Regions from separate parts of the Homo sapiens genome. Here regions 1 and 2 are each linked to region 3. Evidence: chromatin contacts called from ENCODE Hi-C or POLR2A ChIA-PET data. All regions are on one chromosome and are shown on one strand. The core of a region is the stretch at or near the end of the contact, and the rest is flanking DNA. Distances in the headings are between cores, read along the strand shown. Region 1 holds the start of TNP1 (transition protein 1). Region 2 has its middle 64 kb from the start of TESHL. Region 3 holds the start of IGFBP5 (insulin like growth factor binding protein 5).

Region 1 (3,948 bases), core at 188-2,687, 160 kb after region 3:
TCTGAGTGGGTGAATGTCATATCCTTGACCAGAGACATCATAAATTGTGTTACAACTCAGGGACAAGGTAAAGTGAGGGCTTAGGAATTTCCTAAATGAGCAGAACCAGCTCTATCCCTAAAGTCAGTTCTCTCTCTCTCTCTCTGTCAAATGATCAATACTCAGATTGAGACAATTCCTACTTCTAGGCACACTGGACTAAGGCTTATGGCATGCTACGAGGCAATATCCCACTCTTCAGTCTTGCCCACCTCAAGCCCAACATAGCTACCAAAATAACCTAAAGAAATCTAAACTCTCATCACTTCCACTGTTACCAATAGGATCCTTTACAAAGAACATGTTGGTCTCTGTTCAGAAGGTGTTCCCATCTCTTAGCCTGCTAATACTGCCCATATGATCAATGAATTAAGAGCTTCTAAGAGCTCCTCCAGGTGATCTCTATCTCCGGGCCAAGTCTTTAGATTTAGTTTAGCTTTCAACACCTCTATGCTATAAGCTCTGACGAAAACAGCTTGCATCCTTTGGTTTAAGCTCTAACAAAAACAGCTTGAATCCTTTGGTTAATGCTAATGAATGCATTTCTCCCTTTTTTATCTCTTCTCCCTTTCCATGTTGAGGAGAGAGACAGCACACTGGGATGAAGACAAATACGGCAATAGTGTGTGGCCAGAGTAGGACCACCTCCCACGGTGGTGGGAGGGAATTGGAGGACAAATTACTTTTGATATTTTCCAAGTCACATTTAATGGTTTCATACTGGCCAATTCTTCCCCAAACCCACCTAGCTCAGGAACTCAAGTCTTTCCAACCAAAAGATCAAAGTAAACATTTCTGCTTTCAAAGTTTTATTGAGATGTTGGGGAAAAACAGCCAACATATACATTCCTCATTTCGTCACAACTGGCATTTGATCCACATTCCATAGGCTCCTCTCTGGCTTTGATCTAACATCAGGTCTCCTTGGCAGTTCCCCTTCTGCTGTTCTTGTTGCTGCTTGGTGCTGTGTGAAGCGCACCAGGGCAGAGCCCGCTGGGGGCTCACAAGTGGGAGCGGTAATTGCGATTGGCTGTGGGAAAGGACAGGTTTGCAACAGAGACACGAATTAGAACATTCCCATCAAGACTCTTGTTGCTCAAATCTGCATTTAGTTATTGGAAATAATCTCAGGCCAAGATTTCAGGGTCCTGTGAGAGCTGCCTCCAAGAGGGAGGGCCTGGCAGCAATGTGTGCCTAAGTTTGGCAATCTCCTCCCCATCCCTCACTCACCGTCATCGCCCCGTTTCCTACTTTTCAGGTTGCCCTTACGGTATTTTCTTTTGCTGCCACCTCTCTTGACTCCCTTGTGAGGAGATCGGCTCTTGCTCCTCCTCATGCCATGACTCTTTAATTTGCGGCTGGTCGACATGGTAAGTTCTGCCAAAATGAGGGGCTTTGCAAGGCCCGGGGGCCAGGAGTCTGGGTATTTAAGGCCTTGGCCATTGTGACAGGGAAGGGGCATGGCTCAGCAGGTGGGCGGGGCTCTACTGTGCTGTCACTCACCTTTGCTGCACTTTGGTCACATTTGTGAAATAAGGTGGTCCTTTTCGTGCAGCTCAAGGGCTGCCCTCAGTTTTGAGGTCCTTTTTATGTTAAGTGAGGCTTTCCCAGAGAGGTGTTATTGAGAAACTGAATCCCAGCCCTGTGCCAGGCATTGGATGAGTACAAGAGACCATTCAGATATGCTTCTCCTGCCTGTAGGAAATGTAACAGTCATTGAGTGTGTGTGTATGCATGACTGTTTAAGTCTCTCACAGCATCCAGAGATAATAAATTTATTTCTGTAAGGACTTGACTCTACAGAACCCAATTCAATATGATCAAAATAGAAATATTCCTTCTTTTTCATCTAGGTCAGGATTTCTCAGTCTTGGCACTGTTGACACAATGGGCAGGGTAACTTTCAGTGGGCTGTCTTGTGCACCCTAGGATGTTTGGCAACATCCCTGGCCATTACCCACTGGACACCAGAGAAGCCTGGCAGCTATGACAACCCAAAATATTCCCAAACATTGCCACCTGTTTCTTTGGGAGGCTGGGGAAGTGAGGGAAAAAATGGCTCTGGTTCAGAACAATTAACCTAATCATTTTTTAAAATTCAGTCACAGATATTGATCACATAGCATATGCCATACATTTAGGTGGTAGAAAATTAGTGGAGGATAAACACACGTAGATACTGTGCTCATGGAACTCTCAGCCCACTGGGGAGAAAGCCATTCATCAGATGTCTACATAAATCAGTGAGTAAGTACTTACGGAGTCATTTTGGCTGGAGAAGGGCAGAGGGAAACTCCCTACATGGTACAGGATGAGGCTGGAGGGAGAGACAGAGATCAAACCATGATCAAGTACATTGGGAAGCCTTTAAAAATGTTAAGAGGATGGCATGTGAGATTAGAGGGTGCCAAGTGGGTGATGTATTGACTGGAGGAGCTGTGTAAAGGGAGATGCTACTGTCAACATCAATGGTTCAGCAGAGAGAAAGATTTGATGATGGTTTAGGTCTGGCCAGGAAAGGTGTTGATTGAGATCTAAAGTAGACAAGAGACCAAGGCTTGGTGACGGATTGAATTTGGGAGGTGAAAGCAGATGGTGTCAAGGGTGTGGCTTTTGTTTCTGTATAATGCAGTTATCTGGATGCTGGTGCCATTCATGGGGATAAAGGCCAGACATGGGGAGAGTGATGATCATGTACTTGGTATAAGACATACCAGCTTTGAAGTGCCTTTGACACTTACAAATAGATATATTGAATGATTATTGGTGTATAAGTCATCCAGCCTTTCCTTTTTCCTCCATTACACCTCATAGTAAATGCTTTGCTTTTGAAAATGTTTCTTTCTTTTTTTTTTTTTGAGACCGAGTCTTCTCTTTTGCTCAGGCTGGAGTGCAGTGGCACAATCTTGGTTCACTGCAACATCTGCCTCCTGTGTTCCAGCAATTCTCCTGCCTCAGCCTTCTGAGTAGCTGGGATTACAGGCGTGTGCCACCATGCCTAGCTAATTTTTGTATTTTTAGTACAGACAGCGTTTCGCCATGTTGGCCAGGCTAGTCTTGAACTCCTGATCTCAGGTGATCTGCCCACCTTGGCCTCCCAGAGTGCTGGGATTACAGACGTGAGCCACTGTGCCCGCCTCATTCGGATTTCTATAGAACTTGTTTGCTATTTCTTCCATTTGTCTCTCCTCTCTCCATTGTCATTACCCTCATTCAAGAACTGAGCATCTTGTATGCAGGAGATCCTTAGCAAAAGTTGGTTGAATAGAAGAGCGAAAGTAGTTCAAGTCCCACTCCCTGGTTTTCTGATATCTATAGATGGCAAATTGAGTTTTGAAACCCAGATTCCTTGTATAGCCACCATATGTGACACTTTCCATTTTCCTGCTTCTGGGCAGGTCTCTCTGGAGACCTTCTATTGGTGACTTGTTGGTGACTTTTATTCACATGAAGAAGTTCTATAAAACAGGCTGCTGGCTTGCTTGTTGGTAGTCCAGACCTTCTGCGTCCACTCAAGGCTGGTTGTTTCTCCTACAAACATGCCCCCATGAAAGCAGGGACCTCTGTGAAAGCAGGAATTGAGAAATTGGGCTCACTACTGAATATTCCCTGGGAGTTCATCAGTCCTGCCACAGAATAGAAGCTCAGTAAGTATTTGTGAAATACATTTGGTCAATGAATAAAAAGTCCTTCTTTTATTTTTCTAACTATCCTGTTCCTTCCCATTTTGCCCCACATCTCTAAGGAAGACTTCCCAACTTATCAAATTTTCACTGTCCTTTGAAACTTCTTCAAAGTTTATTGTCTGTATAATATTGGCTTTAAAGTCTAGACAACCAACCCTAATTGTGTGAAATCATGTTTTATGCCTGCATTGCCAGCCATGTGTGTTAGACTGGTTTCAACAGG
Region 2 (4,055 bases), core at 316-2,815, 240 kb after region 3:
AAGCCATGCAAAGTCCAGACTTTCATAAGAAAAAGCTGATGTGGGATTCCTGTCTAGGCCTCCCATCTCTCCTAATCCCACATCCTGACCCCTCCTCCTAGCTGTGTGCACTTTGCATTTGCCCTTCTAAACTCATTTCCTTCTGAGAAAAACACAGAAAGCCCCTTTGGGAAGAAATAGTCTGACTCTTCCAGGCATTTTCTGGGATTGGATAGTTGAGGCTGCTTGGCAGAGATGAGCATTATGGGCCTGGCATCACGTAGGATCTGTTTTTGGCCCTCCAGCCGTCTCCTTCCTCCTACGTGGATGGCAGATGGCCTATATTTTTAATAATTAAAAAAATAAAGTAGGAGGGAAATCAGGCTCAGCAGGAGGAATTTGGAACCATCCAGGCAGTGCAATTGAGCTGTGAATTCATTTGTTTGGAAATTGGAAATGGTGTCTTCCCATTAAGCAGGCCTGTGGCCTCAGCCATTTCCAGGAAACTTCGAGGGCCCTGCGTAGTGATTTTCATCAGCAGGTCTCTGCTGGGGGTGGTGAATGAATGGGAGCCACTGGCAGTCCCTGGACCTTGTACTCATAGGACTGTACCTCCCAGGGGCCATGACGGGATAGTCCGTGAAACCTTCACCCCCTAATCTATCCGTAGCTTCTCAATAGCCCTGGGAGGCAGGGATCTCAAATGATTACACCAAGCAGCCGGCAAGACCCGCTTTGGGTCATTTAGAGATAAAGAGGAAATGTCCAGCTGTAACAGAAAAGATAAAGGCATCTAAGAAGAGATGGTGGAGGTCTGAGACCCTGTTGCGTTACACGGTAGAGTGTGGGACTGTTAACTTCATTTGTTTCTCATTTAGTGGGGAATGGGAGGCATGGAGGAGGAAGTGCCAGACTGGAATGCAGACTCCCAGGTTCCCTGGCCTGGTACCCCAAGCTTTGTGTTCCTCACCTGGTCATCTTCCTTTTCTGGGTCTCAGCCTTTTTTTTTTTTTTTTTTAATTAAATTTGTAAAAGAACAAAACTGAATTCTGCGAGAGGTCGAGAGAGCTGAGAAAGGTTGGAGAAGCAGCCTTCCTGTACATAACCTGACTGTCTGCTGAGGCACAGAAAGATCTCAGCAGCCAAGAAGGCTGTGAGGCATTGGCAAGGTGACCAGAGAAGCGACTGCGTTTTGTTTTGGAAAAACCACCAGTAAACACAGGCGGCATGAAAGAGGTTGGGTAGGCTCAGATACATGGGTTCCAAGGTCATCTTTTCATCCTCAATAGGCTACGAAAGAGCTGGGACCCCACAGCACATTTCTCCAATTCTCTGTCCGACTGCTCCCCTCTCTGTCAGCATCCCCCTCCCTGCTTGCTTGACGCTGTGTTGGGATTTCTAGAGAGTGTGTTGAGCAGCTCTGATGGTGTGAGGGCTGGCTGAGCAGAGCACCAGTCCTCCCGGCCCCTGTTCTGTCTGGTCTGGGAGACCACTGCATCTCAGAACCTCAAGTTCTGGCAGGAAGGGATGGGATGAACATTCCAAGAGCACAGGGAGGAAGGAAAGCTACCCCCTCGGCCTCTTCCCCCAGCTTTCTCGGTAAGTCCATGCTGGGTCCCACTGACCAGCTGCCACCAGGGGCGAGTCAGCCCAGCAGATGGTGTGAGGCTGGGCTGGGAGGGGCGTGTCGGCCAGCCATGTTACCCTCTGCAATTTGGGACGTTCTGTTCCCAAAGTTCCCTGCTCTCCCTCTCCTCCCCCTGTCCCTTCATCATCCAGCCTGCTTCCCTTTCTTTCTTCTTTCCTTCGTCTTCCTGGCTCCCTTCCCCCTTTCCCTCCCCATGTTCTCTCTGCCACTCCCTTTTCTTTATTTTGTTTTAGCCATTGCAGAGTTTGAAAAAGAGAGTCCTTCTGGCTATCCCTAGGAAAGGGAGGGGCCCAAGTTAGAGGTAGGACCCTTAAGGTAGCCACAGTGTTAATAGGAGGGCCAAAGGGGTCTGTTTCTTGGCATAACGTATCCCTAGCCAGAGAGCCACAGGTTTAAGGAGTCCCTTTCTGCACTTAGTGAAAACCTCAGCTTAACACCCATTGGCCTTGCTGTGTCGAAAACAATACTGTTAGCTTGGAGCAGAGGCCAAGGTCTGCCAGTGGATCAATTTCTGCCTAGAGAAGGCCAAGGTGAAAGCTCCAGTGCCCCAGGGCTACTTTCCAGGTCACAGATGGTTCTTCCCCCTGCACTCTCCATCCCCCTTACTATTTGGAAGGGAGTGTGGCAATTCCTGGGTCCTCGCACATTCCTTTCCTGCTGCTGAAAACACCAGGATGCTGTCTGGGCAGATTGGTTGAATGTGCTAGGTTGTTTATCTTCTCTCCTCTTTAGAAGCCTTGCTTCTCTAGGAGACTGGCCAGGGTGATGACAGCAGTAAGGGTGGTCCCAGACCCTCTTACTGAGACTCAAGCCTCTCCTGCTCTGTCTGTCCTCCTTCCTAGAGCCCCATCCCACAGGAGCAGGTGCAGCCAGCACAGTCTCCAGGCCTTTCCTTCAGGAACGTACATGTTTTCAATCCAAATCAAGAAGCCAGAGGCAGCCCTGAAGAGAAGGAAAAGAAAAGGGTTTGTTTAAAGGAGCCCAAAGATAAGCTGCTTCTACTTTTCCAGGACTCCTCCGGACTCCTAGATTCTAAACCTGTACTATCCAACAGGAGGCTCTGCAGTGGTGGAAAATGTCCTGTATCTGCATTGTCCAATAAGAAGCCACTAGCTGCAGGCAGCTACTGGATGCTTATAATGGGGTTAGTGCCACTGAAGAACTCAGTTGTTCATTTAATTCTGAGTCATTTAAATTTAAATAGCCACATGTGGCTGGTGGGTGCCATATTGGGCAATTCTAAAACATTAGGGGAACTTGGGGAATAGTAGTAACCCATTAATTGAAATAACATTTTACAAAACTCTTTACTCAGTTCCTTCCTTCCTTCCTTTCTTTTCTTCCTCTTCTTCCTCTTCTTTTTCTCTCTCTCTCTCTCTTTTCTTTCTTTGTTTTTTTTTTTTGTTTTTTGAGTACAGTGGTGCGATCTTGGCTTACTGCAACCTCCACCTCCCAGGTTCAAGTGATTCTCATGTCTCAGCATCCCAAGTAACTGGGATTACAGGTTGTGCCAACATGGCTGGCTAATTTTTGTATTTTTAGTAGAGACAAGTGTTCACCATGTTGACCAGGCTGGTCTTGAACTCCTGACCTCAAGTGATCTTCCCACCTCAGCCTCCCAAAGTGCTGGGATTACAGCTGTGAGCCACTGTGCCCAGCCTACTCAGTTCTTTTTACAGAGAGCTCGGTTTTCTGGCACAGGTAAAGAACTCCATAAATAGGTTCTTTCTTTTAATCAACAACAACAACAACAACAACAACAAAACCCTTGAATGGAGATACTGTTATCATCCACATTCTACAGAAAAGAAGAGGAAGGGGAGACACAGGGAGACTAAATTGTTTGCCCAAAGTTGCTCAGCTAGTTGGTGCTGGGACAGGATTTGTGAATGGCCCGCCTGACTCCAGAGCTGAGCTTTAACAAGCACACCACATATCACCCAAACTCCCAAGACTAGATTCCAATTCTGCCTCTACCACCTGTCAGCTCTGTGGCCTTGGTCGTCATTTCTCCACTTTTGGCCTCAGGTGGCTCATGTATGAAAGTAGAGTGTGGAAGTGATGTGTCCTACGTCCTCTTTGGCTCTGAGAATGGATGCTTCTGCTTGCCTGAGCTCAACTGGGGTCACATGGCTGTGTCCAAACACACTCTTAGAAGGACATTCCATGGTTTGAAACACCATGGCCTTCTGTGAGGATGGTAGCATGAAAAGAAGGGCTGCTTTCGGCTGAGGGTATGGAGGAGGGCTCCAGGGGCAGGCAGGATTTGAGATGGGTCTGGAGGATAGGGAAGGCTATGGATGGGCAGAGATGGGGAGACAGCCGGGGGGCAGAGACACAATGAAGACAGATAGGAGAAGAGGCCCATTTGAGGGAGGAGCACATCATGTTGTGTGATTCTTCTGAAACCTCTTCTAGAAACCCACTT
Region 3 (4,214 bases), core at 1,233-3,732:
GTTTAGCCAAGTTTTAACCCCTTTTGGAGAGAATCAATAGCCAGTTTGACGTCTTAGAACCCAGACTTTTATGTAGTTTATTTAACTTTTTTTTTTTTTAACTAAAGATCAGGTAACTCTTTCCAAAAAGAAACTCAGTCTAAGGGGGTAGAACTGTTCTGATTGAACAAGTAGCTGTGTCAATCATTTCAACCCTAGACTCCTGGCGCCGAGAATTTGGGGGCGGCGCAACCCGGGGGCGGGGCAAGCGGAGGCGAGGCTCCCAGTGCGTGGCTTTTCTGTCTCCGCCCCCTGAATTTTGCATTCTGCGTTTCCAGGGCCCCTCATGCACTTAATCCACACCCACTTGTGATCTGGTTTAAGAGATTGGGGAGGGCGGGGTGGGGGGATTGCGGAGGGAGGAATTGCGGGGCGGGGGTGGAGGTGGTGGTGGTGCCAGGAATCTGCATAGGCGAGGAAGTTGAAAGCTCTGAATCTCACATCCCCTTTTGCCTCCCAGCCCTATGTCCACCTTTCATCCTAGGTAAAATCTGAATTGGAGAGGGGGAAAAGGAATTAGATTCAGAAACGAACACCAGGCACAGAATACCAAACCCTTCCTTTCTACTCTTCCCCACCCCCACCCCGCACCCCCGCACTCCTAAAGTATTTTTTTCCCTTCCTGGGATAAAATAAAAGTCATTTTGCAGTTAAATATGTTTTACCATCTACCACAGGCAATCATCTTCAATAAAAAGCAATGGTTATGCACATGGGAGGGGCTTCAGGGCTCCCACCCGAAAGGCATTAGCTACCAAGGATGTGGGGTGTTTGTGGTGTGTGTGTAGGGGTGGAGGGATAGAAACGTCTGGAGGCACGGGGGTGGAGGGGCCAAGAGGGACAAAGGTGGAATTAGCTCAGAAGATAGGTAATGCCTCTCTCTCCAGGCCGCAATTAAAATAATATTTTAACAAAAGAGATTTTTTTTCCAAGTTCAGAAAAAAACCTATGCGGGGCGCGAGGGGGGTGGAGGAGGGAGTTGATAATGTAACATACACTCTTTCAGACTGTAGATAGGGTACCAGGGGATTTGGACCTTGTGACCGAATAAGAGCTCAGAATCAGTATTCGGACAGAGTAGGGGGAGGGGGCGGGCAACGTGTGGGTAGGAGGAAGGAGAAAGAGCGAAAGCTGGGATAGACTCGGCTAGACAGTTCCCCCGGGTAGCAGGATCCTCCAGGGCTCCAATTCCGGGGTGCAAGGACCCTCCCCGACTACTCCCGAGCTGCACCCCAGCTCGAAGCCACTTGCTGCGCAAAGCGCGCGGGCCCAGCCGGTCTCGTGTCCCCCGCCCGTGCGCCGCGTAACTGACTGGCACACTGAGCGCGCTCACCGATCTTGACTTGCTCGCGGTAGCTCTTTTCGTTGAGGCAAACCCCGCGGCCGTGCAGCAGGGCGTGCAGCGGCTTCTCCTCGTCCTGCCGGGGGAGGCAGCGCAGCCCCTGGGCGCAGCGCTCGGTGTAGACGCCGCACGACTGCCCCTCGGCCAGGGCGCAGGTCATGCAGCAGCCGCAGCCCGGCTCCTTGACCAGCTCGCAGCCCAGGGGGCTGGGGGGGCACATGGAGAGGGCTTTCTCGTCGCAGGGCTCGCAGTGCACGAAGGAGCCCAGGCTCTGGGCCGGCCCCGCATAGGCGGCCAGCAGCAGGAGGACCGCGGTGAGCAACACCATCTTCTCTTAGTCGCCCCCTTTACCTCGGGGTGGGGCAGGAGAGCGAGAGTGCAGGGATAAAGGGGCCAAGAGGGCCCCCGGAGATTTTTTTGTTTTTGTTTTTGTTTTAAAATTTCTGGCAGGTAGAGCAGGTGCCCTCCCCCAGACACTTGCAAAAATGTAGAGAGAGGTGGAGGGCTGGGGTGCCTGCGAGCAGGTCCCAGTTGCAAGAATTAAAGCCTTGCAACAGGTTGGGGGAAGCAGGGCAGCGCCAGGTGCACGCAGTGAGCGGAGGCCGGAGAAACCCTCAAGCCTGAGCGGGTCAGAATTATAGGGGAAAAAAAGCCACAAAATTGTTCACCCCCAAGCAACCACCGAAATAATGAGATCGGATGCAGTGGAGATGGCGTTGGGGGTGGGAGAGAAAAATGGATTTATCTTTAAAATTTTTGCTTAAAATCTAAAATACACCCCGCTTTCTAACCCTCAGCTGCCAGCGGTGCGCGGCGCCGCAGAACAGGTAAGAGGCGTTGGCTGCAGCCGAGAGGGTGGGAGAAAATGTTGAAATCAAGAAATTAAAAAACAAAAACAAAAACAAAAAAACCCCAAACCCTAACACCTCTTTTCTCCCACTTTGCCACCTCCTCTTCGAAATTCGCAGGTTCTACGCGAAGTCCGGAGAAGGGTGAAAACGGAGGAGGGGTAATGAAAAGGAGCAAAAAAGGGAAAAAGCCCACACTGCTTTGCAGCTCTTTCCTAGCTCTTTTCCCCTGCAGAAGTTTCCAAAGAGACTACGGGGCTCCGGGAGAGCAGGCGCTTTTAAATAGCCGGCCCCTGGCTGCCAGCCAGTTTGTAGCTGCAATTTGAGCTTCCCAACACCCAACTCAGGCAAGGATGCCAAGGAGCTTTGCAGTACAAACTCACACGGGGTGGGGGTGGGGAGAGGCCTTCTAGACACAAGGGGGCTCCCCTTCGCTCCCTGAACAGCGCCCTCCTCCCCTCTGAACAGCGCCCTCCTCCCCCCGGAATGTAAGAAAGGGGCAAGGGGGACAGGCTGGGGCTACCGAGAATGGGGAGGAGGTGGAGGGGCCAGTGGAAGACAGAGTTCTTCGGAGCAGGGTGAACACAATGAGGAGAGTAACTTCGTCTCCCCTTCCCTCCTATCCTTTAAGTAGTCAAGGCACAGGCTGAAGGGAGACGTATTTTCTTATTAGCCAACTGGATATACCGTGCCCAAGAAATCTTCCTAAGCTTCTGCAATTGACTGTATGCTGGTGTCTGTTTCCATGTGGGGTGTGTGTGTGTGTGTGTTTGGGGGACAGGTAGTGTAGAATGGCCAGTGATGTCTGGTGAGCTAAATTTAAAAAAGAAGAAAAAATTGAATTTCTCCCCTAAAAGTCTGGAGAAGAGGATTTAATCAGGGGGTTTCAGTACTCATGATGAAGAGGTGACCAGTTGCCTTCAGCTGCGTTGGCCAGGGAGGTTCTCTCTCTCTTTCTCTCTCTCTGTGTGTGTGTGTGTATGTGTGTGTGTTGTGTATCTGCAGGAATGGACATTCATACAACAGCATTATTGAGAGCAGTGAGTTGCAGAGATGGACACTTTGGAGGAAATGCTAAGTCTGAAAACCTTGCATGGTGGCCTAAAGTGTCCTTGTGTGTGGGGTTCTTAGAGGGAAGAAAGGTGGATTGGAGTGACACTTCCCTCTCTGTCACTTTGCAGAGGTATTTCTATTGGGCAGGGCCACATCCCTGGAGGGAGTGGGTGGCAGAGTAGCTGGAGGAGACCTTGTGATAGGTTGACAGGTTAGTTGGTGCTTATAGGCACATCCCAGGAATATGAGCTGACAGGGCCACAGGACCTGCTTGGAAGAGGTCCTGACCAGGAACCGAATCATGCCACTAGAACCTCTTTAATAAAATGAAAGAAAACTAAGGCCTTGAAATAGGAAGGTGGTGGTTTTAGCTTTTTCTGAAATTGACCTGAGTGAGCCATGAGCCTCACAGGCAAGTCAGAGAGAAATGACCAATGTCACTGCCCCTGCTGGGTGGACTTGGTGTGGGCTGTTACACCTTTTACATTGTGCTTCCTCCCTTGAGAAGTATTCTAACTTTCCTTTGGAGAAGGGGCTGCATTTCATGAAGTTTGCCACTAGACTGCACCCTTATCTATGATAAGAATTCTTTCTGGAGGACTGCTTTCAAGAAAATATTTTTTCTTGCTCGTTCAGTTCAGGAGCATCTCACTTTATGCCGTTAACACCCCCAGATCCTGATCTCTCTTCTCACTTATCTATTTGCCGAAAGGCACATTTTAAAACAAGGTTAACGTCTAAAGTTATGTCTTTGCCTGTATTGCCAAAGGGGGTTTAGCCACGTGGTGGCTGGGAGAGGGAGGAGCATTGTGTGTAATGATTAAAACAAAAAATAGCAGCAAGGCTCATCTTAATTTCTTCTTTTCTCAGTCTGAGGGCTTGGTAAGGTAGGAACAAATCAATATTCAAAACTTTGGTGGAAATATTTTAGA

Evidence for each region. A loop is a pair of places that touch in the nucleus more often than their neighbours do. ChIA-PET counts read pairs that join two places held with the same protein, here RNA polymerase II (POLR2A). Pooled maps may share reads with other maps.
Region 1: a loop to region 3 is called in a map of ovary, with 4 times the contacts of the local background. The contact joins the promoter of TNP1 here to the promoter of IGFBP5 in region 3. A Hi-C loop is called at or near these places in 9 of 168 maps with a recorded cell type or tissue (Right ventricle myocardium inferior, Right ventricle myocardium superior, dorsolateral prefrontal cortex and 3 more) and 11 of 50 pooled maps. POLR2A ChIA-PET finds 5 or more read pairs at or near these places in 1 of 52 experiments (PC-3).
Region 2: a pooled map shows a loop between it and region 3 (2.4-fold over the local background). The contact joins the enhancer-like site here to the promoter of IGFBP5 in region 3. A Hi-C loop is called at or near these places in 2 of 168 maps with a recorded cell type or tissue (K562 and ovary) and 8 of 50 pooled maps. POLR2A ChIA-PET finds 5 or more read pairs at or near these places in 5 of 52 experiments (AG04450, H1, IMR-90 and 1 more).

Annotation. Positions count from the first base shown.
Region 1 is chr2:216,858,627-216,862,574 of GRCh38, forward strand. TNP1 (transition protein 1) reads right to left here and starts at 1,438. Exons shown (of 2, transcript NM_003284.4): 1 at 1,270-1,438; 2 at 832-1,069. The coding sequence starts at 1,408. The coding sequence ends at 1,041. LOC124906118 (a long non-coding RNA gene) reads right to left here. Exons shown (of 3, transcript XR_007088082.1): 2 at 2,299-2,356; 3 at 1,628-1,734.
Region 2 is chr2:216,932,682-216,936,736 of GRCh38, forward strand. No RefSeq gene overlaps it. Among named protein-coding and RNA genes, the nearest start is that of TESHL, 64 kb to the left of the region's middle. Within about 2 kb of position 1,566, at least 2 of the 41 ENCODE cell types and tissues checked have a DNase peak (open chromatin) inside an H3K27ac peak, as active enhancers do; they include ovary, where a contact is called at or near this core.
Region 3 is chr2:216,693,067-216,697,280 of GRCh38, forward strand. It overlaps IGFBP5 (insulin like growth factor binding protein 5), which reads right to left and starts at 2,483. Exons shown (of 4, transcript NM_000599.4): 1 at 1,373-2,483. The coding sequence starts at 1,709. IGFBP-AS1 (IGFBP5 antisense RNA 1) reads left to right here and starts at 1,380. Exons shown (of 6, transcript NR_187138.1): 1 at 1,380-1,695.